Regions from separate parts of the Homo sapiens genome. Here all the other regions are linked to region 1. Evidence: chromatin loops called from intact Hi-C (ENCODE). Cell type or tissue: endothelial cell of umbilical vein. All regions are shown on one strand. Links, peaks and the distances in the headings refer to the core of each region. The heading gives the core; the rest is flanking DNA. Region 1 overlaps SUSD6 (sushi domain containing 6). Region 2 overlaps SUSD6 (sushi domain containing 6). Region 3 has its middle 7.8 kb from the start of SUSD6. Region 4 overlaps SUSD6 (sushi domain containing 6).

Region 1 (7,604 bases), core at 2,605-7,604:
GGGGTATCACTGCTAACAAGTCCTCTGGGAAGAGCTGGGGAATTTCTCTGTGTGTGTGCATGAGTGTGACTGTGTGTATAACAGCAAACCCACAATACTTCTATATTTATTTATATATCAATTATGTATATAGAAAACCACAAGTTCACATCAATATCTCCAATTCCAATCTGGCATTGTAGGGTTCATTCTGTTTGTTTTGGTTGGGGTCGTTCCCTCTTTCTGAATGTGTAACTCTCTTGTGTGCCCTCACTTACTGTCTTTAGGACTGAATGAGTTCAGTAAGGGAGGAAGATAAGGAACTACATTGTAATTTTTTTTTCGAGACTGAGTCTCTCTCTGTCGCCCAGGCTGGAGTGCAGTAGCGCAATCTCAACTCACTACAACCTCCGCCTCCCAAGTTCAAGTGATTCTCCTGCCTCAGCCTCCCAAGTAGCTGGGATTACAGGCATGCGCCACTACACCTGGCTAATTTTTTTTATTTTTAGTGAAGATGGGGTTTCACCATATTGGCCAGGCTGGTCTCAAACTCCTGACCTCCGGTGATCTGCCCTTCTTGGCCTCCCAAAGTGCTGGGATTACAGGCATGAGCTACTGCGCCTAGCCCTATGTTGTAATTTTGATGGTTGTGGGCCGAATTGCCCTCCATAGACAATGTACCAATTTACACTCCTACTAGATACCTTTAAGCCTTTTCTTTTCCCAACCTGAGGTGAAAAAATATTATTTCTGATGTTTTAATATGTATTACTCTTATCATAAAATAGCACGTTTTTTGAATGTTTCTAATAAAAAATAGAAAAAGTTAACAAGGAGAGAATGTTGTAAATGGGTGTAACTTCTGTCTCTCATTTTCTGCCCTATGGAAAACAATAAAAAGGGTCAAAACACGTCTGCATTGGAATAGCTGCCTGGCTGTTGCTGGCAGGAACTTAGTTATGAGTTGTGGGTGTCCTTCTGTTGTCCACCTGGAAGAACAAGTGCATTGGTGCTGTCCTGGAGACTTGAACGGCTCATGTGATTTCTCAAAACGCCTCCTGCAGTCAGCCGGCAGGAGCTGGCTCATGGTAACCAAAGAGTCAGCTATGCTCAGTGCTCTGTTATTGTGGGGCATAGGCTCCAGGACAAGAAGACTTTGGACACTTTGGGTGTCCTGGAATTTCCTTCTTGTGATTAAAATAATTAAAATGTAGCAGTCTAACTCAGAGAAGAAAGGCATCCCTAATTTGAGCAGATCTTAAGACAATTATATGTTAGGTTAAAATTGCCCATATCTGAACTTTTTTTCAACCTGCAAAAATGACAGTTTCATGTGGTTCATGTTTTAGATGTTGGTACACTTGGCCGGGCGCAGTGGCTCATACCTGTAATCCCAGCACTTTGGGAGGCCGAGGTGGGCAGATCGCTTAGGCTCAGGAGTTCAAGACCAGCCTGGGCAACATGGTGAAGTCCCATCTCTACCAAAAAAAACACAGAAAATTAGCTGGGTGTGGTGGTGGGTGCCTGTGGTCCCAGCTACTCGAGAGGCCAAAGCACGAGAATTCCTTGATCCTGGGAGGCAGAGGTTGCAGTGAGCCGAGATCACACCACTGCACTCCAGCCTGGCAACACAGCAAGACTCTGTCTTAAAAAAAAAAAAAAGATGCTTGTACATTTGCTTCTATGGGTCTCTACAGCCTGAAAAGTCCTCTTCTTCCCATCCCACAGCCCCTCATTTACTTACTTCTCTACGAATAATATCGAAACACAACAATTTAGACCCAATGCGAGTGGCACCTTTCCGGGGAATCTTTGTTCATACCCTAAAGAAATTAGCTCCTTTCTCATCACTACCAAGCACTTTTCAGGGTGTATCATTATAGGTTTGTTTTTTGCTTCTTTGTTTCTTTCAATTTTAAGTTGTGCCTTAAGTTTTAGATAGCTGTTTAATCTCTTTCTCCCCTATTGGTCTACAAACTCTTTAAGGGCAAAGACTGGCTCTTGTTCATCACTATGTTCCTAGAACCTAACACTAGGCTTTGTGTAAAGTCCTCAAAATGAATGAATAAATAAATAAAAGTTTGTTGAATGAATTAGCAAACAAGTCAGTGAATGAGGATTGCAGCAGGAATGGGGAATGGCCGTCCCAGAGAGAGGCTACAGCACCAAAAGTCCCTAAAAGTCTCTGGACCCCAGCTGCTCAAGGCCCTCAAGAGGCCAACCCCAGAAGCCAGGGCAGCCCCCACGCTGGGTGCATTTGTGTTGAGCCATAGTCTTGTCGCATACCCCAGTCCCTTCAGACGCTGAGCCCTGCTGACACGCTTCATCTGCAATAGGCTGCCTTTGCTGCAGGCAGGGCTACTTACTCCCACAGAAAACTCTGCTATGGGGAAGTCCATGCTTGCCAAAACCTCTGCAGGAAGAACCATAGAATCATCTACTCCCCCAGGTTCAGAACAGTGTATACTGTCCCAGACAGCCTGCTCAGGACATTCCTAGCTTGTGAAATTTCCTTTTCTAGGGGCACTGGAGCGTCACAGGAAATGCCGAGCAGCTGTTTGCCTCTTGGGTGTGGGATTGGATGGTCCCCAAGCCCGGTAATGCTCCTTCATCACCAGGCAGCTTGGAGGATGAACCTAGGCTCAACTTGGGAATGTGTCATGTCTCACCCCAGGTTCACAGCTGATGAAATTCCCTTTTCAGTAACAGAAAGAGAAAAGCCTGGCAAGTGCCCCCAGCTCTAGTCCCAAGGAGAAGTGGGAAGACCTGAGAATACAGAGCATTCTCCTCACCTTTCAGAAGCAAGGCCCAGGGAGGAGACAGGGGCTGCCTGGGTCTCCTGGCCTTGCCTGATCTTTCCAGGGACCCAGAACCCATCCTGACTGCTGAGACTGCTGAGCATCTGGGACTGCATTTTGCTAAATGGCTTGGTGTCCTGGTTTTGGACATTGCTGAGAGGGATTCTTGGGCAGGATAGTAGGTGTGAAGGGGTCAGGTGATCAAGAACCCAGGGAGAAAAGCTGGGGAGTAGAAGAGGTGAGCAAGTGAGCAGCGTGAGGTGAAGAGGCCAGGAGTGGCACACCTGAATTCAAACCGCAACTCAGCTGAGGATGCATGACCTATGTGGTCTTGGACTGTACTTGAATCTCTCTGAGCCTTACTGTCCTCACCTGTAAAAAGGGTAATGACATCTGCCTTGCAAGACTGGCTGAGTTGATTGATTAAAATAACACCTCTCTCTCTCTGTCTCTTTTTTGTTTCTTTGTTTTGGAGACAGGGTCTCACTCTGTTGCCCAGGCTGGAGTGCAGTGAAGCAATCATAGCTCACTGCAGCCTCAACCTCCTGGGCTCAAGCAGTCCTCCCACCTCAGCCTCCTGAGTACCTGGGACTACAGGTGCAAACCACCTCACCCGGCTAATTTTTAAAATTTTTTGAAGAGATAGGATCTTGCTCTGTTGCCCAGGCTGGTCTCAAACTCTTGGCCTCAAGTGATCCCTCCCACCTCGACCTCCCAAAGTGCTGGGATTGCAGCCATGAGCCATTTCTCCTGGCCTAAAATAGTATCTTTAAAGCACCTTACCCAGTCCCGGGAACCTATTAGGTGCTCAGCAAACATCACGGAAGGTTGGGGAAAGGGAAGCTGTGTGGTAAATGTCCTGTGGAGCCAACACTCCCCCACGTGCTCCCCACCAGACCAAAGTCCCTATTGGGGCACAACTGCATTTGCTGCTGTCGCCTCTCATCTTGAAGACAGACCGTGAGACCCACTCTGTATGCAGCTTGGCTTCTGGGATCACTTGAGTGGGCAAGGTTGGGACAGTGCCATTTCCCCCACCCTGGGCCGCTGCTGGGAAGGCAGACCAGCCAGCTTCTACCATGGACTGGGCCACTCAGAATCTCCCTGTGATCCCTTCTTCTCATTCCAAGGCCTGTGGAGAAAAGAAGGAGTCTCCTTTCAGCCGGGCCTTCCCACTACCAGAGTGGGGGATTCAGCAGCAGTGCCTCTGGCCAGCCAGAGTCTCACTACCCTTGCCTCTGAGCTCCCTCCTCTCCTGCCACTTCCAATGCAGGGGAAAGAGGCCGCCTGTCACCCAGTGAGGTGGAAGCAGGTGATAAACAAGGCAGCTCTCTTCCTTCCCTAGTCTCCTCTCCATAGTCTAGGCTGCAGATGGGCCACAGCCTCAGGTTGAGATCAAGACAGGAAGGAAAATAAAGTGCTGCCCCAGGTCTTGAACTCTGGGAAGTATTCCCTATTCATACTGGGGCTCTTTTCCTTGCCTCCTGCCCAGCCCTGATCTGAAGGAACTAGGAAAGGAGTGAAGAGCTTCTCAGAACTTCCCCCAGACACCTAGGCTGCCTCAGGAGGTGATATGGTTTGACTCTGTGTCCCCATCCAAATCTCACCTTGAATTGTAATAATCCCCACATATCAAGGGCGGGACCAGGTGGAGGTAATTGAATCATGGGGACAGTTTCCCCCATGCTGTTCTCATGATCGTGAATTCTCACAAGATGTGATGGTTTGTTTTTGTTTTTTGTTTGTTTGAGACTGAATCTCGCTCTATTGCCCAGGCTGGAGTGCAGTAGCGCAATCTCAGCTCACTGCAACCTCTGCCTCCCGGGTTCAAGCGATCCTTATGCCTCAGCCTCCCAAGTAGCTGGGATTACAGGCATAAGCCACCAGGCCTGGCTAATTTTTGTATTTTTAGTAGAGATGGGGTTTCACCATGTTGGCCAGGCTTGTCTCGAACTCCTGACCTCAGGTAATCCATCCCCCTCGGCCTCCCAAAGTGCTGGGATTACAGACATGAGCCACTGTGCCTGGCCGATGTGATGGTTTTATAAGGGTCTTCCCCCTTCGCTTGGCACTCATTCTCTCTCCTGCTACCCTGTGAAGAGGAGCCTTCCCTCATGATTGTGAGTTTCCTGAGGCTTCCCCAACCACGCAGAACCATGAGTTAATTAAACTTCTTTTCTTCATAAATTACCCAGTCTCATGTTATTTCTTCATAGCAGCATGAGAATGGACTAATACAGGAGTTTGTCCTCAGGTGTCGCTCTTCCTTCCAACCTCTCCAGGAGCAGCATTCAGGGCCAAGGGAGCCACGGTGACTCTAGCGCAGTGAGTCATAGGTGTTCAGGATGCAGAGGGAAGTTGTGTTGGAGAACAGGATGGGGCTGGGCTCCAAAGCCAAGCAGAAGAGAGTGGACTTGCTGAAGATGGTGGGACAGGGACACACACTGGACCTGGACTAGGGGCTTAGAATTTCAGCCCAGCTCTGCCACCAACTAGCCATGTGGTCTTGATCAAATCAGAGTACAGCCATGCACATCAGTGCCCTCGTCTGTAAAACTGGGCATTTGAAACAAATGACTACTGAGGGTTTGTGGTTTATTTTCTTTCCTGCTCTAAACAATAAAGCAAGACTCATGAAGAGTTTCTGAGAAAGAAAATGATGTCATTCAAGCCAGGTCTTGGTAGAATTAGCCTGGAAGTGGGGTGCTGGGTGTTGAATCAGCTGCGCATTGTGGCTTAAGCCAGTGGGGTTTTCTGTTCTTGCAACATAAAGAAGCCTGCATGCTGTGGGCAGTGTTCTTTGAGGCAGATATTAAGACACTGGGCTGTGAGACAATCATGTTTGAGTCCCAATTTCCATCATTTCAGAGCTGTGTGACTTTATAATAAAGCTTCGCTACACTATTTTGAGCCTGTTTCTTCACCTGCAAAGTCAGGGTTAATCAGAATGCCCACCCCCTGGTGCAGCTGCCAGATCTGGAGTTACTGCAGGCCAAGAGCCTAGAAGGGCGCCTGGTACATACGGAAGCACTCAGTAGACGCTGGCTTGCATCAACATGAATCCTGGCATGCTGCCAGCTATCTTTTGCTTTTGGCTTCCCTGAATGCATTCCCACCATTTCTCCCTGTGTTCCTGCCCTCCTCACTGCTCCTGCCCACTGAACTGCCGGCAATGCCTACTGTTGCCATAGTTTCCCCAGATAAATAGAATGCTTCCCTTATTTTAACTTGGACCTCACTGCCTTCTTCCTGAAACCCTTGGTGTTTTGGGAGCCATCACCACAGTTCCTTCTCTCTTCCCGTCTGCTCCAAGACATCTGCCCTTTCCAGGAATATAATCCAAAGCCTTCCTTTTGTGAGCTCATTTCAAATGTGCTCCTTGCCACACTGAAGCTGTGGTGGCTTTCTGCCCGGTTTGAACCTCCCTTTGCTGTTGTCCCTCCCTTGCCCAAGCACCCGCACCCCACCATACTGAAGATTTGGTGGTCAAGACTCCTGTGTTTTGTTTTTTTTTTTTTGAGACAAGAGTCTTGCTCTGTTGCCCAGGCTGGAGTGCAGTGGTGCGATCTCGACTCACTGCAAGCTCCGCATCCTGGGTTCACGCCATTCTCCCGCCTCAGCCTCCTGAGTAGCTGGGACTACAGGCACCTGCCACCATGCCGGGGTTTTTTTTTTTTTTTTTCTGTATTTTTAGTAGAGACAGGGTTTCACCGTGTTAGCCAGGATGGTCTCCATCTCCTGACCTCGTGGTCCGCCTGTCTCGGCCTCCCAAAGTGTTGGGATTACAGGCGTGAGCCACCGCGCCTGGCCAAGACTTCTTTATTTATTTATTTTTTGAGACAGTCTCGCTCTGTCGCCCAGGCTGGAGTACAATGGTGCAATCTCAGCTGGCTGCAACCTCCGTCTTCTGGGTTCAAGCGATTCTCCGGCCTCAGCCTCCCAAGTAGATGGGATTACAAGCATGCACCACCGCGCCCAGCTAATTTTTGTATTTTTAGTAGAGATGGACTTTTGCTATGTTGGCCAGGCTGATCTCAAACTCCTAGTCTCAAGTGATCCAACTGCCTTGGCCTCCCAAAGTGCTCTCCATCCTGGCTCCTCCACCTCTTGCCAGGCACCCTCCCTACAGAGCTAGTGCCTCATCCTTCCATGACCTCCTGCCCACATATGCTCTTTCAATCTAAGGTTTCTGCAAAAACTTTCAGGAAGGATCACATCTCCCAGAATTGCCTTCATAAGAACTTTTTTTTAATTATTTAGAAATGCAGTTATATACATAGAACAATTAAAATTAAATTAAACTTTGTACAAATATTAAAATACTATCTTCACACCCACTGCAATGTACAGGATACCAAAAAATATATATATAAAATAAAATAAAGCAAACCCAAACTGATTGAGTGACATCCTGCACAGAGTCAATTATGAATGTGTTGTTTTAAACCATTATATGAGTACCATTCTGCAAAGGATTCCATAGTGGTGCGATAACCTGAAGAAGCCAGGGCAGGGTGTGGGGACTGCCACACAGCCCACGTACATCTCTCCTCCTTGCTTGGCAACTGAGTGCTTTGCCCCTGCATCCCCTTCTACTAGCTCTGCTGCTTGGCAGAGGGGCTCAACCTTGAGGTTTTCATTCACAATTCTACTAGGGTTTCAACTGGAAATTAAGAGCCATTTCCCAGCAAAGCTGGGCCTGCCACCTTTTCCTCTCTAGGGAACCAGCAACTACACCATTCAGACCAAACATATGCCAAGCAAAATATTCTCCAAGTCCCACCTTGGGGCACCAGTAAGGACTGTCCCTATTCCGAGAGCTGACAG
Region 2 (7,604 bases), core at 1,806-6,805, 65 kb after region 1:
AGGGAAGAGCAGTGGGGCCGGCCAAATGGTAAAGAATCTTAAATTTAGTTTTTTGGCGTTTTTTGGTTGTTTTTTAAAAGACAGGGTCTCACTCTGTCATCCAGGCTGGAATGCAGTGGTGTGAGCACAGCTCACCTGAACCTCTGGGCTCAAGCAATCCTTCTGCTTCAGCATCCCAAGCAGCTGGGACTATAGGAGCACGCCACCACACCTAACTTTTTTTTTTTTTCTTTTAAAGAGAGAGGATGTCTCACTATGTCGCCCAGGCTGCTCTCAAACTTCTGGCCTCAAGTGATACTCCTAACTCAGCCTCCCAAAGGGCTGAAATTAGAGGGATGAGCCACTCTGCCTGGCTAGCATTTTATAATCAATATAGAATCCTTCGGAGAGCAACTTGTTAATAACTATTCCAAAAAAATGCACATATACTCTGACTTATCAGTTCTAGAATGTGCCCTAAGAAATCACATGTGCAATGACATATATGAAAGATATTCATGTATTGTTTGTAAAGGCAAAAGACTGAAGTAACCTAAAAGTTCATGAAAGGGGAGTATACTTAAATAAGTTATAGTACACCCAATATAATGGAATACCGTACAGAGGTTTAAAAAGAACAGGGCAATTCAACCTGTGCTAATATGGAATGACTTCTAAAATTAGTATGTGAAAAAAATAACCTGGGTATATGCATGTATTTTTGAAAGACAGACACACACACACACCCCTATAAGCACGGAAAAACTCACCTGGAATAAAGCATAAGAAATTGGTAACTGCCGGGCACAGTGGCTCATGCCTATAATCCCAGCACTTTGGGAGGCCGAGGCGGGTGGATCACAAGGTGAGGAGTTCAAGGCCAGCCTGGCCAAAACGGTGAAACCCCGTCTCTACTAGATATACAAAAATTAGCCAGGTGTGGTGGCGGGCACCTGTAATCCCAGCTACTCAGGAGGCTGAGGCAGGAGAATCGCTTGAACCCAGGAGGCGGAGGTTGTGGTGAGCCGATATTGTGCCACTGCACTCCAGCCTGGGTGACAGAATGAGACTCTGTTTCACACACACACACACACACACACCAAAAAAAAAAAAAAAAAAGAAATTGGTAACTAATGGTCGCCTTCAGGGAGGGGAACTGAGTGGTTAACGGGGAAGGAGAAAAAAAATTTTTAACTGCATATATTCCCTTTTACTATATTGAGTGTTGTACTTTGTACATGTATTATCTATTCAAACAAAATGTTAAGTTAATGTAGCAAGGCCTTCCTATAGACCACTTGTCTCCTCTCTCAACAAACTGCCATTAAAACAAATCCCAAAAACCTAATTGCTCCCTCTACCAGGAATAGAGTCATTTTAGGGGCTCAGCACAAGGGTCATCTAGAGGAATTCTTTCCTGACACTTCACACCACACCCACCTCCAACGTAGAAATGACCCCTTCTTACCCTGCTATGACTGTACCTTTAACAGGTTATTGTATCTATTTGTTTATCTGTCTCACCACACCAGGCTGAGACTTCCTTGAAGGCAGGGACAGTGAATTACTCAACTCGGAATCTTCAATAGCCAGCACAAGGCCTGGCATCTGACAGGCAGGTAGCAAAGGTCTGCCAAAATCATGAATACTGTGGGGAGGAGCCGGTATGGAAATGGAGCAGACAAGATGTACATGTATGAGTTCCTGATCAGTTTTAGGTTTTTTGTTTGTTTTTGGTTTTGCTTTGCAGGAATAGCTGGCTCCTCCCTTACTGCTTAAGCAGCTACCTGAGTCGAGGAACCAATTCCATCCTGAAGCCTAAGACGGGACAGGTGCAGAACAGACGGGGTGATGGAAATGAGGGCTTTGCAAAGAAAAGATAAATAGAAGGTAGTCAGTGGGGTGTTTATATGTAAGGCTAGGCCAAGGGTTACTGCTTCAGAAATAAAACAGAGGAAAGCTAACCCCTAAATCTCCAAAGTATTGCCCAGAATGGGAGAACCCAGCTACTGTGGAGAAAGGGCCACAGTATAAATCTAATCATTTTAAGAAATAATCTGCCTTGAATATAGAATTTAAAAAAACAAGACTTGTCCTTGGATTGTGGCTTTAGTACACCAAGCAAAAAAAAAAAAAAAAAAAAGTTTCACTAGGTATTCATTATCCCTAGAGAAATACTGAGGCTAAAACTTTGTTTAAACAAAAAGAATCCATTTCACTTCAGTATTCCTTTGGCATGTTAGTGACTACTCCTCCTAATTAAAAAAAATTATCACTGAAGAGGAACCTAGAACTAAGCATCAAGTTCAAAACTAGCACTCGGCCATCCTCACAAGGAATATCACATCTGAACTTAGAGCTGAGACAGAGGAGAGGGCCTCAATGACTCAGTCCCACCTCCGCCACCAGCCAGGGAGCTGGTCATGAAGGCTCTCTGCCTTCTGTTTCCACATCTGAAAAAGGCTCTAAGGCCACAGAATTCTTCACCGCTTCTACCCTTCTCTTGCTGTAATCCATCTCTTACCCCAATAGCCGGCTTTCCTCTTCAAAACACAGGTAAGGAGAGTCACCGTTCTGATTTTATTTCTTGGGAACTAGTGCTGCTGCCCCAACACCTGGTGGTAGCAGGAGGCCTCAGCTCGACCGTCAGCCCCAAAAGGGCAGCCTCTCCCACCTCTGTAAACCTAGAATATCAACAGCTGGGTGACTGCCCTACTGAATGTGATGTCGTGGACACTCACTTCCTGTCCGTAAGTTCCTCCAATGAGGAAGAAAACTGCCCTCAAGCCACAGCTCTGACCTTGAGGAAGTCACTTACTTCATCTCTGCCCCTGTTTCCTCATTTGTAAAATGGGGCTGTTACTTGCTTTGACTATCTCCGTAGACTCTGTTGAGGCTCAAAAGGAACAAAATATGAGGAAATGCTTTGTAAACTAGAAACACCTGGGGCTTATGTTTATTGTCTTAGCCAGAAGCCAAGACAGCAGAGGGCTGAGAAATGATGACACGCACGGTGGGCTTCTGGTAAGGGCCTGCAACACAAGCCCAAAGTTCACATGGTTTACTTGCTTGTTGTTGCCACAGATGCTTCCAAGTTAACCCAAGAGCCTGCTAATAAGTTTAAAGGTGCCCTGGAGTCACCTTCAAAAATGGCTCTGGCCTTGGGAGGCAACAGCAGCAGCAGCTAGGGCCAGCCAGGAAACAGCCAGGGCCCAGATCTCCTCAGTCCACGTGCCTGGGGCCCACCCCTGCTGAGAATGCCATAGTCCTGCTGAAGGTGCAAGGTCATCTCACACTATCAAACACTATCAAACACTTCTCCTAAAGGCAAGAGGGGTCTGATTCAGTCAAGCGTGGCTCCCAGGTGCTGCGTGGGTAAAGTCAGACTCCGTTTACATGTAATTTTTATTTTTATTTATTTATTTATTTATTTTTTCCGAGACAGAGTCTCACTCTGTTGCCCAGGCTGGAGTGCAGTGGGAGTGGCACAATCTTGGGTCACGGCAGCCTTTGCCTCCTGGCTTCAAGTGATTCTCGTGCCTCAGCCTCCTGAGTAGCTGGGACTACAGGCGCACGCCACCATGACTGGCTAATTTTTGTATTTTTAGTAGAGACAGGGTTTTGCCATGTCAATCAAGCTGGTCTCTAACTCCTGACCTCAAGTGATCTGCCTGTCTCGACCTCTACATGTAATTTTTAGAACAAATTTTTTCCTAAACCATGGCTCCTCTGTCCATTAGTTAAGAGAGGGAACTGGGATGATAAAACCAACATAAATCCTTTTCTTGCCTCAGACTAATCTAGACAGAGGATAATGGTAGTAGTGGTGAGAGTCCAGAACAACAGAGTTTATTCCTTTAATTAACTATGTTCACCAACCTTGATCCTGCCACATGATGAGAAAGGACAAAGAACAGTTCCAGAAACATGAACAGAAATTAACCCGCTAATTACATTTCAGGTTGTAATGATAACAAGTCCTAACACTTTGAAGTCCAAAGTTCCCCAGAGGGGTGTGATAAGTAAGAGAAATGACTAATACAGCCAAAGCTGCCCAGGCCCTTCCTTAACCTCTCTTTCTTCCCTGCAACATCTCCCCTCTGTACTCCTACTCACCCTGAAATGGCCAGGCTACAGTATCAAAACATATCTAAACACTTATTGGACCTTAATGCCTCCTACCCCCCAAAATTCAGTTATTTATAGATGCCTTCTATCTTCTCCCATTGTGGATCAATGGATTCTTCCAGTCCTACTAACTTCTATATCTTCCCCTTTCCTTTTTGCCACTAACACTTGAGTGCTTCGACAGCCACATATTTTACCGGACTCTGACATCCTTTCAGGCCAGAATATTAACTTATCCATTTCCTTTAATCTCCAGCTCCTACTTGAAAAGGCAAACATCAAACTCCTGTTAAAATCACACAGCCTCCAAATCACAAACATTACCCTCAGCTTTCCTCTTAAGCCACCTAAGCCATTACACAGTGTCAGAGGTTTTTTTGAATTGCTTTGATATTCCCTGCGCCCTTGTCTTCCACCCCCAGAATTGCTCACATCATCTGGGCAACACGCTTTCCCCAACTTCAGACAACAGGAAAGCCAGCAGACACACTACCACCCCACCTAAGTCTTCTCTTTAACAAGTCTCTAGCACCTAACAGCAGGATGACTGCAGCAGGGACCTGATCACAGGACAGGAGGGACAGCCTAGGTCCTAGCCACTGAAAAGCGGTTTGGCCTCAGGCAAGTCAGTGAGTCTTTCTGTCTCAGGGGTGAACCTGGATGATCCCCAAAGGACCTTTCAGCTGTAAGAAAACTGGAATGTCTTCTAGGGAATAGGAGGGGCCCAAAAGTATTTCCTCTAAAAAGTAAGTCAACACAGGCTCTGACTGGAAGGAAGCAACATTAACTCTATCCTCATTGTTCTGACTGAGCAGCACATTCCCCTACATCTTCCCAAGACGGATCCCTACCATCCATATCCCTCTGCATTGCAGCAAACCCAGGACAGTCCACTTTCCCTTTAGGGTTTAATCAATCCATCAGCACATTTGTATGGACTATCCGTACACAGTGTTCCTAAAATGCTTTCAAAAAATAACACATCTTAACAACAACAACAACAACAACAAAACCCAGCCTCTGCACACTGCAGAGATACAGGGGCCCAGGGAGAAAGGGAGAAAAGATGCAAGAGAGAAGGCAAGAGAGAACAAATAAGACCAGACAGAAAAAGAGGGGGGAGGAGGCAAAGTGCCTGTGAGCAGGAACAAAGCCTGTCGTAAGTTCCTGACCTGAAGGTAGGAAACCCCTTCTCCAAACCCAGCTTCAACATGACTGAGGGGCCAACCTTGGACAAGCACTTTGCTTCCATGCCTGTTTTCTCATCAGTAAAACAGAACACTTGAACTATGTATCTCTCAGGGAGGCCAGTATCATGGAAAAATTATGGCAGATACTATCAATTGGGTGGTCTAGGGCAATTGGGTGGTCTAGGTACAGTCGCCGTCTGTAAACTGGATAAATGATACCCACCTCATTGGGTTGCTGTGCAGTGAAATTAAGACAAACGTGAGACATGTAGGACGATGTATGAAACAGTGGGTGCTCAAATTCATGCTGGCTAAGCCCCTTCCTGTTCTAACAGGCCGTGACTGACCCCCACTAGACTCCCCAAAGGGCACTGTTTCAGCTGGTTTGGAAACACTGCCTGAGACTAGGCTCAAAACACAATGTTAGTTTAGACAAGAGAACAGCCAACAGGTTAAACAAGTGAGCCTCCCACATTCTTTCCCATCAAATTCTAAAAATTTTTTAAAGCACTTAGCACTACCTCCCCTCCAAATTAAACAGCTATTGTTTGTGACTATCCTAAAATAATATTAGTTTCTGGCAGACTAAGGGAATATACACATACACACACTCATTACCTCATTAAATAGGTGGAATTAGCCCCATTTTACAGATAAATGGAATTCAAGAGGCCTGGAAGTCTTTCCTCCTCCTGCTTCCCTAATAGGGCTCCCTGCTCTTTTGTTTTCCAAATAAAAGGTCAAGCTTAGTTCCCATCTTAGTTTGGGGAGAATTTCTCAGTTCAGCCCAAAGGCATGGAAGGCTCTTCCAAACCCTCAGCATCCCTGCCTGGACCAGGAATAGGACAGTCAATCATATCCCTCCCCGAAGGCCACTCACAGTTATTTAACTTTTGTATGCTGCATTTCCGCAGGTAATAAACTCCTGCAGAGACCACCAATTCTCTGCCCCCAAGTGCTCAACAATACTTCTCGAGTGAATGAGAAAAAAAGATAAACTCACAAGATATAATTTGTATAGAAAAATACAAAATGGCAAAATAACAGCATGTATAAAACAAGAGGGAAAAGATTATATAAATCCTGAAATTTTGGCCAGGTAGCAAAACAGATGCTTGGCAGAGGCGACTGTAATTGGTTCCTAGACCCTAGAGATATATCTCATGTGTCATCACATCTCTCTGCTTGGTTCCCATCAGGGCTGAGTGGAACAGGCTTCAATACCCAGTTGGCAAATAAAGTCCGGGAAGCCGATTTGCTAAAGCTGACTTCTTAGGGCTCTGTGTCTCCAATGACTATACTGCAATTCAGCTAATATTTACTGGCTGTCTTCTATGCAAGGCTTGGGTGATCATAGAGATGAATTGGGGCACAGTTCAATTCTTACTCTCAAGGAATTCACAACTTACGTGAGAGGAATTATGTTTATCTATATAACACTGTCAAATTGTTACTAGGGCCCCAAAGAAGGTTTTTTAAAAAGTGCTATGAGAACACAGAGGACACAGGAACAAAGACTTCTGATGGGAGTAGGGAGAAGTGAAAGAGAAAGCTTTGAGTTGGACCTTGAACCCATGCACAAATTTAGAGCTCCCAGGACAGTGTTTTGCATGCACAGTGCTACTTACAAAGAAAGATAAAGAAATGGAAGAACAACTCACCAAAAGGATGGCAGAGAGAGGAGGGAAAAAAAACTTAATTTTGTCTGCCTACAGTCACTGAATGCTGCTGTCTGGTAACAAAAAATGTCTGTCTGTCTATATACCTTCACTCAAAGAATGTTTAGGAGCTAAATTTTGGTATTCCGAGTACTTACAGCTATGCAGGAAACACCTCCTCCAGGTCAAAAATAGCAAACCCTAGAGAGCTGGCTGATGCAGTTATGTTTACTTTTTACCATCTCTGTGGATCGTTTTCCAAAGGCCTGGGAGTGGGATGGTATAAACAGGTCTGTGTCACTTCCTGGTTCTCAGGCCTTCTGCTACATTCCCAGTCAGTCTGGGAAAGCTGCCTATTTAAAAATAAACTTTAAAAACTCACCAAAAACCCCAACTCTAAACCATCCTTCCCTCTATTTCATTCAATTTTACTGAAATTAAAAGGATAGTGAGAAATAAGACAAAAATGACCAGAGAAAGTGAGTTCTCAGGTCAAAACAAAAAATAGGTGCTCAACTGAGCTCAAGGTCAAGAGACTTGGATTCTACTTGTGTTTCTCCTTTAACTGGAAAACTTGACCTTGAACAAGGAGGCTGCTTCATCTCTCTGCGTGATAGCTACTTCAGCATTCTCTTTACCTCAATGTAGT
Region 3 (7,604 bases), core at 1,808-6,807, 110 kb after region 1:
AGGCGTGAGTCACCACACCTGGCCAATTTCCAGCACAAATCTTAATATTCTGCTCTAAATCTAGGTGCTGGAATATGGCATGGGGGTTAGATTAGTCCCAGTTGGTGGTGAGTAGAATAGCCAGCCATCCCAGTTTGCCTGGGACTAAGGGGATTCCTGGCACATGGGACTTCCAGTGCCAAAATTAGGACAGTCCTGGGCCAATCAGGATGAGGTAGTCACTCCTATGATAAGAGTCAGGAGGCACAGTATTCCTTTCATCTCCCAGGAATATAACAAGGAGTGTGTGCCTTTACTGCTTGCAGGGCAGGACAGAGGAGTTTGGCTCTCTGAAAGTGAGAGAAAAGGTTCAGAATAAGTACATGGAATCTCAGTTGCTATGGTTATTACATACAATAGTAGTAATGACAGCTACTATTTACAAAGCACCTACTGTATGTCAGGTGCTTGGTAGGGACTTGATACGTGTAACCTCTAATTTTGGCAACAGTCCTCCAAGTTAATTATCATTAACACCATTTTACAAGCAAGGCTTAGAGAGATTTTTTTTTTTGACATATCAAAACCACATAAGTATGTATGTTGCAAAAGCAGAATTCATTCTTGTTTGTCTGTTCCAAAGGTCACACTTTCCCAAATAAACCATGTGCTTCCTCCCACCCCTAATAAAAATAGCAAATAAAGATTGAAATTGTCCTCATATATCTCTTGCTTTTTAAAAAAGTGCTTTTTTGCATACCAGCTAGTTTTTTACAACATCCCCATAAAACGAAGAGACATTATTGTCCCCAATTTTACCTATAAGGAAGTTGAGGCACTGAAAGGTTGCTAGCTTGTCTGATCTCATATAGAAATTAGCATGAGTTTCATGTTTTGATTCAAGATTCCTTGGGCAGCTTTCAAAGCCCTGTGAAGGTAAACCCATTTGACCCCAGAGGAGGTGGAAGGTGAGGCCACCCTCACCGCAGAATGTCAGAGTCCAAAATGGGTGGGCTGTACAGGGCTAGGCCAACAGGAGCTGAGAAGCAACTCCCACTCCAGAGGAGGAAGATCTAGGCTCAGGAGGTTATCTGAATTTGTGAGCCTGCACCATCACCAGGGGCAACCCTTCTTGCAGCTTGTCAGGAGCCTGTGAGAGCCAGGCTTGGTGACGCAATCCCTGCAGGCCACTGGTCGGAGGGAGCTTTGTAGAGGTCAGAGTTCAGGGCTTAGATCTGGGCTATTCACAGCAGCAGCTATGATTCCCTATCCACCCCAACTCTGACCCTAGCCTTAGAAAATGTGCACTTGAGGCTGCCCAATTAGCAGATACATATAAGAGGGCAACCCAGCCCCACCTGCTTTTCTGAAGCATGTCTTTGACAACATTCTTTCCCTAATACAGGTCAGGTTAACTGGTAAAAGTGTTGGCCCCATTTTTCACACAAGGAAAAGCCAAGGTAGAAAGGGAGCATCCACCTGCTATGTCTCCAGATGGTATCCCAGTGGAAGATGAATGAATATCAGATCCCCCCCACCCCTGGTGCCAACCAGCCTGATGACCTGCTGCTTGCCCTTTGCCCAAGGGCTGGGCAGTGACTCTAGGAGACAATCTGCAGGGAGGAAGGAAGGGACTGGGGATAGCCTAGGGCCTGAGGCCTTTCTAGACAGAGCCAGCCCACAAACCCCTCCCACATACACACACACACACACACACACACACATATACACACACACACACCTACACACACACACAGCTCCTGGTCATTGGACACTGTATTCCCTCCCTGATGGTTCATTTTCATGTGATTTAATGGTGAGAAGACAGAGCTATATGATTGGCCTTGCTAGCTCTGAGCTGCCAGTGCATAGAGGAATGGAGTTGCTCCCTCCTTCAGACTGTCTGGGGAGGCAGGGATAGGGCTGTGAAGCTCTGGCAGACACAACACCTCAGAAGGTTCTTGGCTCCAGGACTTGTTGGCTGGATCAGTAGGGTCAGTCCCTCTTTTGGCTGGCCAGGGACCTTCAAAATCAGGGTATTTTGATACCTCCAAAATCAGGGTATTTTGAAGGTGCTGATGATGGACCCCAAGGTGCAGCTTTGCCCCCAGGCATGTCAATGAATCCCCTGAAAAAAGCTCCAATACATTAAATATGTACTGTCTGCCAGATACTTTGCTAGTGGCTCCACATACATGATTTTATTTAATCCTTGCAATAGCCTCTGAAATAGGTATTAATACTATTATCTTCATTTTGCATATGAGGAAACTGAGGTACATAAAGTTTAAAGATGAGGCCAAGGCCACAGTTACTAGTAGCATGTCCTGCTTCTTAGGGAATACAGCTGTAATTTGCACTGTAAAAACCAAATGTGATTTTTAAAGGGGGACCAGAGCAGGTTACCTGCAGTGGTGTGCTGAAGAGTGCTCAAACTGTCAAGAATCAATTCTAAAATGTTCAAGATTTTTGTAAGCTAGTTGTTAAACACAGCCTTTGTTAAAAATTAAATTATGGCCAGTAGCAGTGGCTCACGCCTGTAATCCCAGCACTTTGGGAGGCCAAAGCAGGAGGATCACTTGAGCTCAGAAGTTTGAGACCAGCCTGGGCAACAGAGTGAGACCTCTTTACAAAAAATACAAAAATTAGCCAGGCATGGTGGCACACGCCTGTGGTCCCAGCTACTCAGGAGGCTGAGGTGGGAGGATTATTTGAGCTCGGGAGGTCAGGACTAAAGTAAGCTGTGATTGTGCCACTACACTCCAGCTTAGGTGACAGAGCAAGACTCTGTCTCAAAAAAAACCAAAAAAATTAAAAATTAAAAAAATTAAATTATATATATGTAAAATTAAATTATAGTTGTTAAAGTAATAAATACTCAAGTTACCACTTCCTAATTATTAATTATTTTACTACATTGTATTTTTTTACTTTTTCTGCCTCCCTTCTCTTACATTATACTCTTATCTATGCTTTCAAGTTTATTTACATCTCTTATGAAGTACTACATCATATTATGCCACTTCTCATCTCTTCTCAACTCCACATTCAGTGACATCACATTGATAGTTTGAAATCAGATACAGTGGAAGTATTTACACCACAGAAATTACTAAATATAAATCAGCTCCCACCTATAGAACAAGTTGCTAAACATTTACAATTGAAATGTGAAACATTTACATCTGGAAAACTGAAAGCTTCCAGCACCAGGGTCTGTAGCAGTAGTGGAGGAGGTGAACCCAGGGCTAGCTGAGCTCACCAGCAGAGCCAGCAGGGTTAGTGGGTGCAGGGCACATGTGGAGTATCTCTAGGAGGCAGCCAGACCCCATAGTCTCCATTTTACAGGGAAGGTGAGTTCTGAGGCCAGGTGAGAAATGTTTGATGCCTCAAAAGTGTGTCGGTTCCAGCTGGGTGCAGTGGCTCATGCCTGTAATCCCAGCACTTTGGGAGGCCAAGGCGGGCGGATCACCTGAGGTCGGGAGTTCAAGACCAGCCTGACCAATATGGAGAAACCCCATCTCTGCTAAAAATACAAAATTGGCCGGGCATGGTAGCACATGCCTGTAATTCCAGCTACTTGGGAGGCTGAGGCAGGAGAATGGGTTGAACCTGGGAGGCGGAGTTTGCAGTGAGCCGAGATCATGCCATTGCACTCCAGCCTGGGCGAAGAGCGAAACTCTGTCTGAAAAAAAAAAAAAGTGTGTCGGTTCTATTTGAGATGCACTCCACCTAGATGCACCATAAAGATTTCTTACTTTCCATATCCCCCAATAGAGTATGTTCTCCAGTTACCAAGGGAGATGGAGGGACAGGAACCTGAGAGGAAGCCTGCCTGGAAGAAGGGGGCTGCTGGTCCTCAGTCCCTTGTGAATGCCCAGCCTCTAGTGGTGGGATTAAGAATGCAGCCTCTGCCCTCCAACCTTAGGTCAAGACGCTCAACCAGAGTCTCCCTCCACAGAGTACCATCATGGCATTTCCCAGCACAGAGCACAGGACAGCTGGGACAATCCTTGTGGGACAAATGGACGATGGACAGAAGCATCTGCTTCCAACAGGAGGGTCTCAACCATCCCCTTAGAACCTATGCCCCCTTTGGATAGTATTTTATGACATCCCCCATTCCACTACCATGAAATGAAAATCATAGCATAATCTGCCTACACACATAATTGCAAAAAATAAATGCATGCATAGGTTCACCAAAAGACACGTACAAGAATGTTCACAGCATCATTATTCATAATGGCCAGACACTAGAAACAACACAAATGGATATGGTATGTCCACATGATGAAAACGAACAAACTTCTGCCAGGCACGGTGGGCACAGTGGCTCATGCCTGTAATCCCAGCATTCTGAGAGGCCAAGGCGGGCAGATCACTTGAGGTTAGGAGTTTGAGACCAGCCTGGTCAACATAGTGAGACCCCGTCTCTACTAAAAATTCAAAAATTAGCGGGGCATGGTGGCGGATGCCTGTAGTCCCAGCTACTCGGGAGGCTGTGGCAGGAGAATCGCTTGAACCTGGGAGGCGGAGGTGGCAGGGAGACGAGATCGCGCCACTGCACTCCAGCCTGGGAGACAGTGAGACTCTGTCTCAAAAAAAAAAAGAAAATGAACAAACTTCCAATTCACACAACAACATGGATGAATCTCACAAATACGATTTTGGCTGAAAGAAGTCAGACATGAAAAAAGCATGCATGTATGTTTCCATTATATCAAGTTCAAAGGTAGGCAAAATTAATTTAAGGTGTTAGAAGTAAGGAGAGTAGTTACCTAGAGGAGTTGTGACTGGGTGGCACCATGAGTTGGACTTCCAGGGTATTGAGAGTGTTCTGGTTATGAAGGTGTGTTCATTTTGCAAAAATTCATAGAGGTGTACTCATAAGATTTGTCCACTTTTTTGAAGTATGTAGTTATTCAATAAAAAGTTTACTTAAAAAAAAACAATCAATCAATACAATGCCCTAACTGTAATATAAAAAAGAAAAGGCCGCTTGCACCTAGAGTCAATTCATAGCAATTACAAATGCAGACAGATGTAGGTGTGTGATTTTAGTGATGCAAATGCCTTCAACAATGTCGCTATTATGTTCTGATATGTTCAGCTCTTGGTAAAATGCTGAAAAATAAAGCACATTTTTCCTGTAGTTGTATTCTTTTTCTTTCTTTTTTTTTTTTTTTTTCTGAGACGGAGCCTCACTCTGTTGCCCAGGCTGGAGTGCAGTGGTGCCATCTCGGCTCACTGCAACCCCTGCCTCCTAAGTTCAAGCAATTCTCCTGCCTCAGCTTCCCAAGTAGCTGGGATTACAGGTACCTGCCACCACAACCGGCTAATTTTTGTATTTTTAGTAGAGACAGGGTTTTGCCATGTTAGCCAGGCTGGTCTCAAACTCCTGACCTCAAGTGATCTGCTCGCCTCAGCCTCCCAAAGTGCTGGGATTACAGGTGTGAGCCACCACGCCCAGCCCCTGTAGTTGTATTCTGATCATTATAACAGGGTTTTTTGTTTGTTTATTTATTTGTTTTCCCTATAGAAACATCTAGTGGAAGGCATACAAGAGTCTATGACTTTGTATAGGCACACAGGATGGTTCTATGCTGTGTAGGGCTATCTATTGCAGACTGACTATGCCCCCTTGTCTGTGAAATGGGAGTGACAGCAGTACCTGCTTCATAAGGCTGTTGTGAAAATGAAATGAATTCACTTCAATGAAGTGCTCAAAACAGCAGTTGGCACACACGAGCACAAAATAAGTGCTTGATATTATTTGTATCATCCTGGGCCCTACCCACTAAATGCCAATGGTGCCTTCATCGTCATAACAACCAAAAACACTCCCACAGATGTCCAAACAGCCTCTAGGGTTGACACTGCCCATAAAGAACCATGGCTTTAAACCTACTGGATGAACAGTACTTACACCAAGTAGCAGTGCTATTCATTGATTCATTCATTCATTCGCTCACAAAGCAGTCTGTGCTGAGGATTGCTTTGTCCAGCTCCTGCCCTCAAGTTTCTGAGTAGGGAGATAAACGTGTCCACAAGTAATAACACAGTGTGATAGTGTTTACATAGCCCAGAGGTAGCAAAGTGTCTCTCAGGCTCCAGCCCCCGGCAGAGGGGTTTGATCTACTTTGTGGTTTGCTTTCATTTATTATTATTATTATATTATTATTATTATTATTATTATTATTATTAGAGATGGAGTCTTGCTCTTTCGCCCAGGCTGGAGTGCAGTGGCACGATCGCGGCTCACTGCAACCTCTGCCTCCCGGGTTCAAGCGATTCTTCTGCCTCAGCCTCCCAAGTAGCTGTGATTACAGGCGCTCGCCACAACACCCAGCTAATTTTTGTATTTTTAGTAGAGACAGGGTTTCGCCATGTTGGCCAGACTGGTCTTGAACTCCTGATCTCAGGTGATCCACCTGCCTTGGCCTCCCAAAATGCTGGGATTACAGGCGTGAGCCACCGTGCCTAGCCATTGCTTTCATTTTTTATTTAGTTGCCAGTATTTGAAGATGAGAAGATTTCATGCATTAAAAAGTCCAAATTTCCTGCTTCTCTTGAAAAATCCATCGCTTTGTAAACATCAGTCCTGCATGTGTATGGTCAGGAGACCTGTGTTTGCCACAGCCCCCACCTGACCTTCATTTAGTTTTCCTACCAGGTCTCTGCAGACCCTGGGGCTTCAGGCCATCTCACAGGTCTGTCTCCTGATAGCTACGGGAACTCAGGACAACTAAAAGCTTCCAGAAGGGGCAGAAGAGTTCCAAAGACTCAGTGCAAGGCAGATAAAGTGGGAAAGGGCTTTCTGGGTGGAAGGAGTAGCATATTCAAAGGTCTATGCTACAAGAGCAGTGGCATGCCCAAGGGCCATTCCCTCATTCATGGAGACACTTGGCAGAGTCCTTAGGCCCACTGCAGCAGGAGGCCAGGGGTAAGCTAAGAGACAGGCCCGAGCTTTAAAGTTCCCAGGTCTAACACCAGCCTGCTCTCCTGCTCTGCACACTGCTTGGCAGAGGTACAAATTCAAAATAAAAGTGAGTTCCAGGGCTGAGGTGCTGTGGGACAATACTCACAGTCTCCTTGCACCTGGGACAGCCCTAAGAGATGAGCCAGAGAGTGAGGGAAGTAGCAGGAACAGCCTGGTCCTTAGGTCTCTGCAGGGCTGACTTAACGTGGTAAGAGTGAAGGGGCAGGAAAGGGCTCCCCTCACTTCTGAAACATATCATTAGGGATGTGCATCCCCTAGCTCAGTGCTTCTCAAACTTTTATGTGCACATGAATCACCCAGGGACCTTGTTAAAACACGGTAGCTCTGAAGTGGAGCCTGAAAGTCTTCATTTCAAACAACCTACCAGGGATGCTGTGCTGTTTGTCCAAAGACCACACTTACACAGTCGCTGGAGCAGGGTTTCTCAACTGCAGCAGTATTGTGTGGGATAAGCATTTGTATGGGCTGTCTTGTACCTTGTAGGATGTTTAACAGCACCCTTGGCCTCTACCCATGTGATGTCGGCAGCAGCCCCCAGTAGTAACAAGAAAAAATGACTTTGGGCCGGGCGCAGTGGCTCACGCCTATAATCCCAGCACTTTGGAAGGCTGAGGTGGGTGGA
Region 4 (7,604 bases), core at 1,174-6,173, 50 kb after region 1:
TGTACGTTATCATCCCAATTTTACAGATATGAAGAACTGAGGGACGTAGAGTTCGAGAAACTTGCTTAAAATTACACACTACTGGCAGAACTAGGATTCAAACCAGCGTGTCTGGCCCAAGGCACTGCCTTCTTCACCTGACTATGCCACCTTGTCTCCCCATACTCGTTAACTCACTTGCCTTTAGATCTCAGTGTAGACTTCTCTCCCTCAGAAAAGCCTTCCATGACCAATTCAAGCTGAGTCAGGAGACCCCCTAATGAGTATTCCTGTGTAGTGCAGTACTTTCCTGATTATAGCATGTATCACATGGAATTGTTCTATTTTCAGTAGCTGGCACAGTCTTGGCATTCAGCAGGAATTCAACGAGTACCTGTGGAATAAATCAGAGTGCTAAACCATAACTCTGCATTCCTCCAGTGCAGAGCACAGTTCCTGGCTGCTGCTGCCCTCCTCTCACAGGCTTACTACATATGATTAACTTCTGTCAAGATCCAGCCTAGTACCTCATCCCCAGAAAGCCCTCTGTGGCATTACATAGCTCCTGCCCACCTTATGTCAACACATACTTGCTTAAGGAGTTAACACTCATGAAAATACAAAACCCAATCTGCCCCACAGCAACCCTACCAAAACCCAGGGTCATTAGGGTTTGGAGCAAGGTCTATAGCGTTCATGTACCATGATGTACAGAACAAAAGGTTCAAGTTCCCCAAAGCTGCAATTACCAGAGGTCATAAAAAGCTGGCCAATCCTTTCAAATCAAAGTCAGTCAAGATTCTAAGAGTTGGAATCCTGCTCCTAGGAAAACCTGTCTGACATCCTCCCAAGAGAAAGAACTACGACTAGGAGCTCTTGTTAATTCCATTCAATAAACACACACAAAGCCCACTCTCCTTCCTTCAGACCCTATTAATTCTAGTGGTAAGAGAGATGGGTGATGTTCCACAGAAGAAGCTAAGTTGGACTTTGAAGGATAAAGAGAAGTATGGGAGGAAAAGGCAGGAGGTAGAATTCTAGCCACAGGAAGAACCAGGTGAGAATAAGCTTGAAGATGTTTAGGGGAGAAGGAGTTGTCCCTTAGCCTTGATCTTTAGAAACAGACGTAGAGGTAGAGGAAGCTGTGGCTGCAAAGGCAGTAGGCAAGAAAGTGAAGCCAAACCCCACCCAAGTGGCACTCTCATGCCCCTCTCTAATGTCAGGATATGTTTACAGCCAGCATGATTTCCATATACATTCCTCCTTCACTTCCCACTGGTAATGAAAGCGTACCTTTCCTCCCTCCTTGAACTAGGCAATTCTTACTCTGCTATAAAGAAATACTTGAGGCCAGGAGCACTGGCTCAGGCCTGTAATCCCAGCACTTTGGGAGGCCGAGGCAGGTGGATCACGAGGTCAAGAGATCGAGACCATCCTGGCCAACATGGTGAAACTCCGTCTCTATTAAAAATACAAAAATTAGCCAGGCATGGTGGCACATGCCTGTAATCCCAGCTACTTGGGAGGCTGCGGCAGGAGAATCGTTTGAACCTGGGAGGTGGAGGTTGCAGTGAGCCGAGATCGCGCCACTGCACTCCAGCCTGGCGACAAAGCGAGACTCTGTCTCAAAAAAAAAAAAAAAAAAAAGAAAAGAAAAGAAAAAAAATACTTGAGACTGGGTAATTCATTAAAAAAGAGATTTTTTTTTTTAACTGGCTCACGGTTCTGCAAGCTGTACAGGAAGCATAGTGGCATGTGCTTCTGGGGAGGCCTCAAGAAGCTTTCAATCATGGTGGAAGGCAAAGAGGGAACAGGCACATCACATGGTGAGAATGAGAACGAAAGGGAGAAAGTGGAGGTGGGGAGGGGGTGCTACATATTTTTAAACCACCAGATCTCATGTGAACTCAGAGAGCTCACCATCAAGGGGATCGCCCAAGCCATTCATGAGGAATCTGCTCCCATGATCCAAACACCTCCCACCAAGCCCCAACTTCAACACTGGCAATTACAATTTAACATGAGATTTGGTAGGGGTATACTTTCTTTCTTTTCCTTTTCTTTTTTTTTTTTTGAGACGAATTCTTGCTCTTATTGCCCAGGCTGGAGTGCAGTGATGCAATCTTGGCTCACTGCAACCTCCACCTCCCAGGTTCAAGCGATTTTCCTGCCTCAGCCTCCCAAGTAGCTGGGATTACAGGTGTGCATCACCACGCCCGGCTGATTTTTGTGTTTTTAGTGGAGACAGGGTTTCACCATGTTGGCCGGGCTGGTCTCAAACTCCTGACCTCAAATGATATACCCGCCTCAGCCTCCCAAAGTGCTGGGATTACAGGCATGAGCCACTGCACCCAGCTGGGGATATACTTTCAAACTATATAACTCTTCATCACCTAACAGGATCCACACTGGGTTCGAAATCCTCACCCAAGCTAAAGGTAGCATACTCTGCAACGTACTCTTCTAGGCAGGTTGCCTGGGCCCTCTCTTTTCTCCACAGAAGAGCCCCACCACCTGCATCCCTGAGGCATGAAAACACTTTCACGTGCTCCTCCACTTCCTCCCCAGAAGGCTGGGGACAGAATACTATGAGGAACCATCACTCAGTGGGAAGCCCCCACACACTGCTACTGCTCACTGGGCCCTGGACTTGCTCCTGCTTTCCTCACACAGAGGACAAGCCATGATTCTGGATCATCCTATGGGGTAAACCCACCTATGGAGTACCTTTCCCACAATGCGTGTGTTGGATCTACTGGGATGATCACTGGCCTGGCTGTAGCAAAGGAGCAACATAAAAAGGATTTTGTCTCTGTGTTCAACGAGCTTATATGCAAACACATATGGAATCAAGAACAAAGAACAAGAATCAAAAACAAAGAGCAAAACCAAAGAAATAAAACCGAAAGCAGTGTGTACAGATATCAAAGCTCAGAGAGGTGTGTGAGAGGTATAAAACAGAGAGCCACACAGCCTACTGAAGGGCTCCAGCTAACTTCATGGGCCGCTAATCAGAAACTGAGCAACCGCCAGGCACAGTGGCTCACACCTGTAGTCCCAGCACTTTGGGAGGCTGAGGCGGGCGGATCACAAGGTCAGGAGATGGAGACCATCCTGGCTAACACGGTGAAACCCCGTCTCTACTAAAAATACAAAAAAAAAAAAATTAGCTGGGTGTGGCGGCGGGTGTCTGTAGTCCCAGCTACTCGGGAGGCTGAGACAGGAGAATGGCGTGAACCCAGGAGGCGGAGCTTGCAGTGAGCCGAGATTGCACCACTGCACTCCAGCCTGGGCGACAGAGCGAGACTCCGTCTCAAAAAAAAAAAAAAAAAAAAAAAAGAAACTGTGAGCAACCATGCACAGTTATCAAGGAGCCTTAGTGGGGCTGCACTGGCTGAAGACTCCACTGGGTCATTTGCAATCCAGCCTCTGGATCATAATGAGATCAACAGGGAAAAAGAGAAATCCAAGACTTTTCTCCTATCTGCCACCAAACCCCTCTGTGCCTAGACCAGTGCTCAGGAAACACTGACAGGCTGATCCTCATACCCACTCAGTCATAGTCTAGTGTGCAACAATCCCAATGACATTCTCTGGTGCCTCTTACCATAGCCAGGGTCAACAAGGCCGAATCATCAGAAGCCAAGCCAGTGACAATAAACACAAAGGTCCCGCCCTCTCCCAAGGAGACATGTGTCTACTACATGGGAAGAATTGATCAAGCCCTTTGTATTTCATAGAGTGTCACTTGTTACTCAGAATAACAAAGGATGAAGCAGAATTATTTTATAGCCCTGTTTTTACTTGGTCATAACTTCCTGAAACACATTTTGTGCCCCCTCCCCACTGAAATACCAAAAATACTTTTGTGATTTAAAAAGAATGAAAAAAAAAACTTGGCCAAGAAATCTTGAAGACAATCTGTTTACCTTCCCTGCACTACTTCCCAGAATTTTGGATGACTAAACAATTCTCCTTTAAAAGATCTGGTTACTGGCAAAGCTAATAAGTCAAAGAAGTTAAACAAGAAAAAAATCTCCATCACCAGGGATGCCAATAAATCTAGGTAGAAAGGGGCTCCTAAAAGAAGAAATACCAATATAGCTACGAAAAGCAAGAGGAAGCAAAAGGACTACCAAATGGGAAAAAGATATTTCTTATTTTTTAATTCTAATGTTATATTCTCCCAGTTGTGTTTTGGAATCATGTAAAATGCAACCTTCCAATCACATCACTGTGCTGACGAAATAAAAAATGTCTTTAAAAGAACAGATCCTTGGCATTCTCATATTTAATATGTAAAGTTTCAAAACTGACTCCAAATGTTCCTAACAAATAGCATCCCTGAGGAATATCAGCTCTGAAATACCAACAGGGTAGCCTCCCTGAAGAGAACAAATAGTTCACAGTGAGATCACTTAGCTGATCTCACTCCAGCACCAACATCTCAGAAGGGCATTTACCACTCTTTGCTACTCGTCTTCATGTATGGGAAACCAACATGTGTTATTTGAGAATTTAGGGACTCAGAAAACCTCACGAATATCAAGGATCTAACTCTACTCAGTATGCACTGAATTGATTCAAACAGAATCCAAGAGATATGGAAGAAACAGGGAGCACGTTCCAACCTGAGTCTGTCTGAACCAAGCAGCTGTGGTGTCATAAAACCAGAAGTGTGGAATGATATCAATTGGTGCTAGGATCTGATCTTCCAATATGGGAATATTTATTTGTGTACCGAGCAATGTTCCAAATGCCTTACATATACTATCTTATTTGATCCTCACTACAATCTTATAAAGCAGACATTATCATCCCCATTCTGGTGAAATACAGACAGTGAAGTCACAAAAATTATCCAAGGCAACACAAGCAGCAAGGAATGCAAGCAGTATTCAACCCAGACAATCTGACTCCAGAGTACATGCTTTTCATCAGACTATGCAGTCATTCCAAAAAACAAGGTGAAGAGTTGAAGCATAATGGTACCTAGATATAATACTCAGTTATACTCATGATCTCAGTGGCTCCATGAGAGCTGCAGGTGGTATTTACTATTTTGAGGTGTACATGAATTGAATCCCACTCCACCTCATAAGAGACAGCTATGTGAAGAAATCCTAGGGACAATCCTGTTCTTAAAAAGTTATAGTCAGTCAGGTGCAGTGGCTAATGCCTGTAATCCCAGCACTTTGGGAGGCCAAGGCGGGTGGATCGTTTGAGCCCAGGAGTTCAAGACCAGCCTGGGCAAACCCAGCAAAACCCATCTCTACAAAAATATTTTTAAAAAACTAGCCAGGTGTGGTGATGCATGCCTATAGTCCCAGCTACTCAGGAGGCTAAGGTGGTGAGGCGGGAGGATCACTTTAACCCAGGAGGCAGAAGTTGCGGTGAGCTGTGACAGAGCCACTGCACTCCAACCTGGGCAACTGAGTGAAACCCTGTCTCAGAAAAAAAAAGTTATAGTCACACCCTCATCTTTCAGTGAATTCGGATTTTCATGTGTTAAATTAGCTGAAGATGAGGTCGATGAACAGGGCTGGAAAGAAGTCAGCAGCCAGGGAACTCCTCATTCACATTGCACCATGGAAACGTTATCTCTAAATGTTTCTGTCCCTCTGGGCCCCAAAGCTAAATCTGAGGCAGGCCAAGGTCTCTCCTGATCTGATCCCAGTCCAGGCAGCCAGGCACACCAGCACAGGCCACCTGGAAGGGCTCCTCACACCCTCTGCAGGCTCCCACTCCCAAGTGATGCACTGCACTCTTCCAGTGGGTAAGAAGTGGTGAGAGGTGTTCATCTGGAAACCTACCTAGAATCATTGAAGACTGAGTGTTAACCCTAATTTTTGTTTTATTAGCATCCTGTGCCTCTCTTTTGCAGAAAGTCGGGTAGGTAAGAAGAATAACCTCTAAGCTGGCAAGTTAGCAGGGTAGTGGGGCACCATTGCTCAGCAGATGGAATCTGTGTTTAATGAGGACTTTAACCCAATAGGGACCCAGTTACGTGGACTCTGGGTTTCTTTTATTAGAAAGTTACAGTGCGAGGGTGGTACCATGTGTTGTCAATGTTTTAAACATGGCACAACAATTAGTGTGCAGAGGGTAATTTCTCAATGCCTTTTCATGACACTAGGGTTCATCGAGAACTATAATGACCCATCCAGCCTCCTACCATAATCTCTAAGTTTTTTTTATAGTCACAGGTAATTACACCATGGAGAGATTACATCACTTTCATCAACAGGGTTTGCAGCTGACAGGAAGATGCTTTGCGGATGTTTTGGGAACTATATCCTCATTTAGCAAACTATTTACTACGTCCCTATTGTTCCTTTCCAAGAATAGAACCACCTTGGCAAACCTTGTGCCTAAACTGGAACCAAACAACCAAGAGCCACTGTAGATGAGAACAGAAACAACCACAGAGGGCCAGGCGCAGTGGCTCATGCCTGTAATCCCAGCACTCTGGGAGGCCGAGGTGGAAGGATCATGAGGTCAGGAGATCGAGACCATCCTGGCTAACACTGTGAAACCCCATCTCCACCAAAAAATACAAAAACATTAGCTGGGCGTGGTGGCGGGCGCCTGTGGTACCAGCTACTCGGGAGACTGAGGCAGAAGAATGGCGTGAACCTGGAAGGTGGAGCTTGCAGTGAGCCGAGATCGCGCCACTGTACTCCAGCCTGGGCAACACAGTGAGATTCCATCTCAAATAAAAAAAAAAAAAAAGAAACAACCATAGTGGGAAACATGGTGACCCAGAGATGACTCTTGTATCCTTTTTATCCATCAGGAGAAAACATCATCTCTTTCTTCCTCCATCAGAATAATTTTCTGGAGGCTGATCTGAGCACTTCAAACAGGAAATACAAAAAACAGGTCTCAGTGAAGCCTGTCACTCAGCACAGGTAGCGTGGCTCCCAGAAAAGACCATAGGCAAGAGTCAGACATACTGAGCACAAATCCCAGCCAGCCTCACCACTTAAAATCATCAGTTTCTGAACAAGTTATTGAACCTGTCTCTGGTTCAGTTTCTCCTTTATAAAATGGTTGCACAACTGCCTAGCTGGGGTGTTCTGAGAGCTTTATATGGAACGATAACAGAGCCTGACACATAAGTGATGCTCTATACACATTAGTTTCCCATTTGTTTTCTCCTCTCAACTCAGTGTACATTCTCTCTGACTCGAGGGTCCTTCCAAGATGAGGTGAGCCAGGGCCACCTGCCAACATCTCTCTGCTACAGGCTAAAGCCAAGTCATCTCCCAGAGAACCTAGTTCTCAACACTTTCCATTTTCAATGAAAACTAACTGCCTGGCTTTCTGTCATGTAGAAATGCAGATGGCTGTTTTCCCTGCTATTCTAAAATTGTTTTAGGTGATTGTGTGATGTTTAACACGGCCTAACATGTCATGGCAACATTTTAAGGGGAAAAAAATCAGAAACAAGTAAAATACTGAGTTTGTTTAGTAAATAAGCTCAGGAAAGAAAGAGAATGCAAACAAAAACTTTTTATGAGTCAGCAAGCCAGTTGGATTAAGATCAAACTATGCAAACATGAGCTTTCTGGAAAGCAATGGGGATTCCTGAAGTAAATTAATCCCTCCTTACTGGTCAAATT

Evidence for each region. Hi-C counts contacts between places; a loop is a spot of excess contacts. Peaks named below come from ENCODE experiments on the same cell type or tissue, not always from the same donor. Only the 100,000 strongest peaks of a DNase experiment are listed, where the experiment ranks them.
Region 2: it touches region 1 in a loop (3-fold over the local background); 23 of 110 quality-filtered maps call a loop at or near these places.
Region 3: a loop joins it to region 1, with 3 times the contacts of the local background. A loop is called at or near these places in 99 of 110 quality-filtered maps.
Region 4: a loop joins it to region 1, with 3 times the contacts of the local background. A loop is called at or near these places in 36 of 110 quality-filtered maps.

The regions. Positions count from the first base shown.
Region 1 is chr14:69,714,544-69,722,147 of GRCh38, reverse strand. SUSD6 (sushi domain containing 6) reads right to left here. Exons shown (of 6, transcript NM_014734.4): 6 at 7,004-7,604. Among named protein-coding and RNA genes, the nearest start is that of SRSF5, 49 kb to the left of the region's middle. In endothelial cell of umbilical vein, for the core only: a CTCF peak has its summit at 5,027; DNase peaks (open chromatin) are centred at 5,297 and 5,877; H3K27ac peaks cover 2,581 bases.
Region 2 is chr14:69,648,266-69,655,869 of GRCh38, reverse strand. All of the region lies in intron 1 of SUSD6 (sushi domain containing 6), which reads right to left. Among named protein-coding and RNA genes, the nearest start is that of SUSD6, 40 kb to the right of the region's middle. In endothelial cell of umbilical vein, for the core only: no CTCF peak of the experiment used is centred there; DNase peaks (open chromatin) are centred at 4,239 and 4,709; H3K27ac peaks cover 359 bases.
Region 3 is chr14:69,600,022-69,607,625 of GRCh38, reverse strand. No RefSeq gene overlaps it. Among named protein-coding and RNA genes, the nearest start is that of SUSD6, 7.8 kb to the left of the region's middle. In endothelial cell of umbilical vein, for the core only: a CTCF peak has its summit at 3,868; a DNase peak (open chromatin) is centred at 3,845.
Region 4 is chr14:69,663,085-69,670,688 of GRCh38, reverse strand. All of the region lies in intron 2 of SUSD6 (sushi domain containing 6), which reads right to left. Among named protein-coding and RNA genes, the nearest start is that of SUSD6, 55 kb to the right of the region's middle. RefSeq lists enhancers at 2,634-2,693, 2,764-2,883, 3,314-3,553. In endothelial cell of umbilical vein, for the core only: no CTCF peak of the experiment used is centred there; a DNase peak (open chromatin) is centred at 3,808.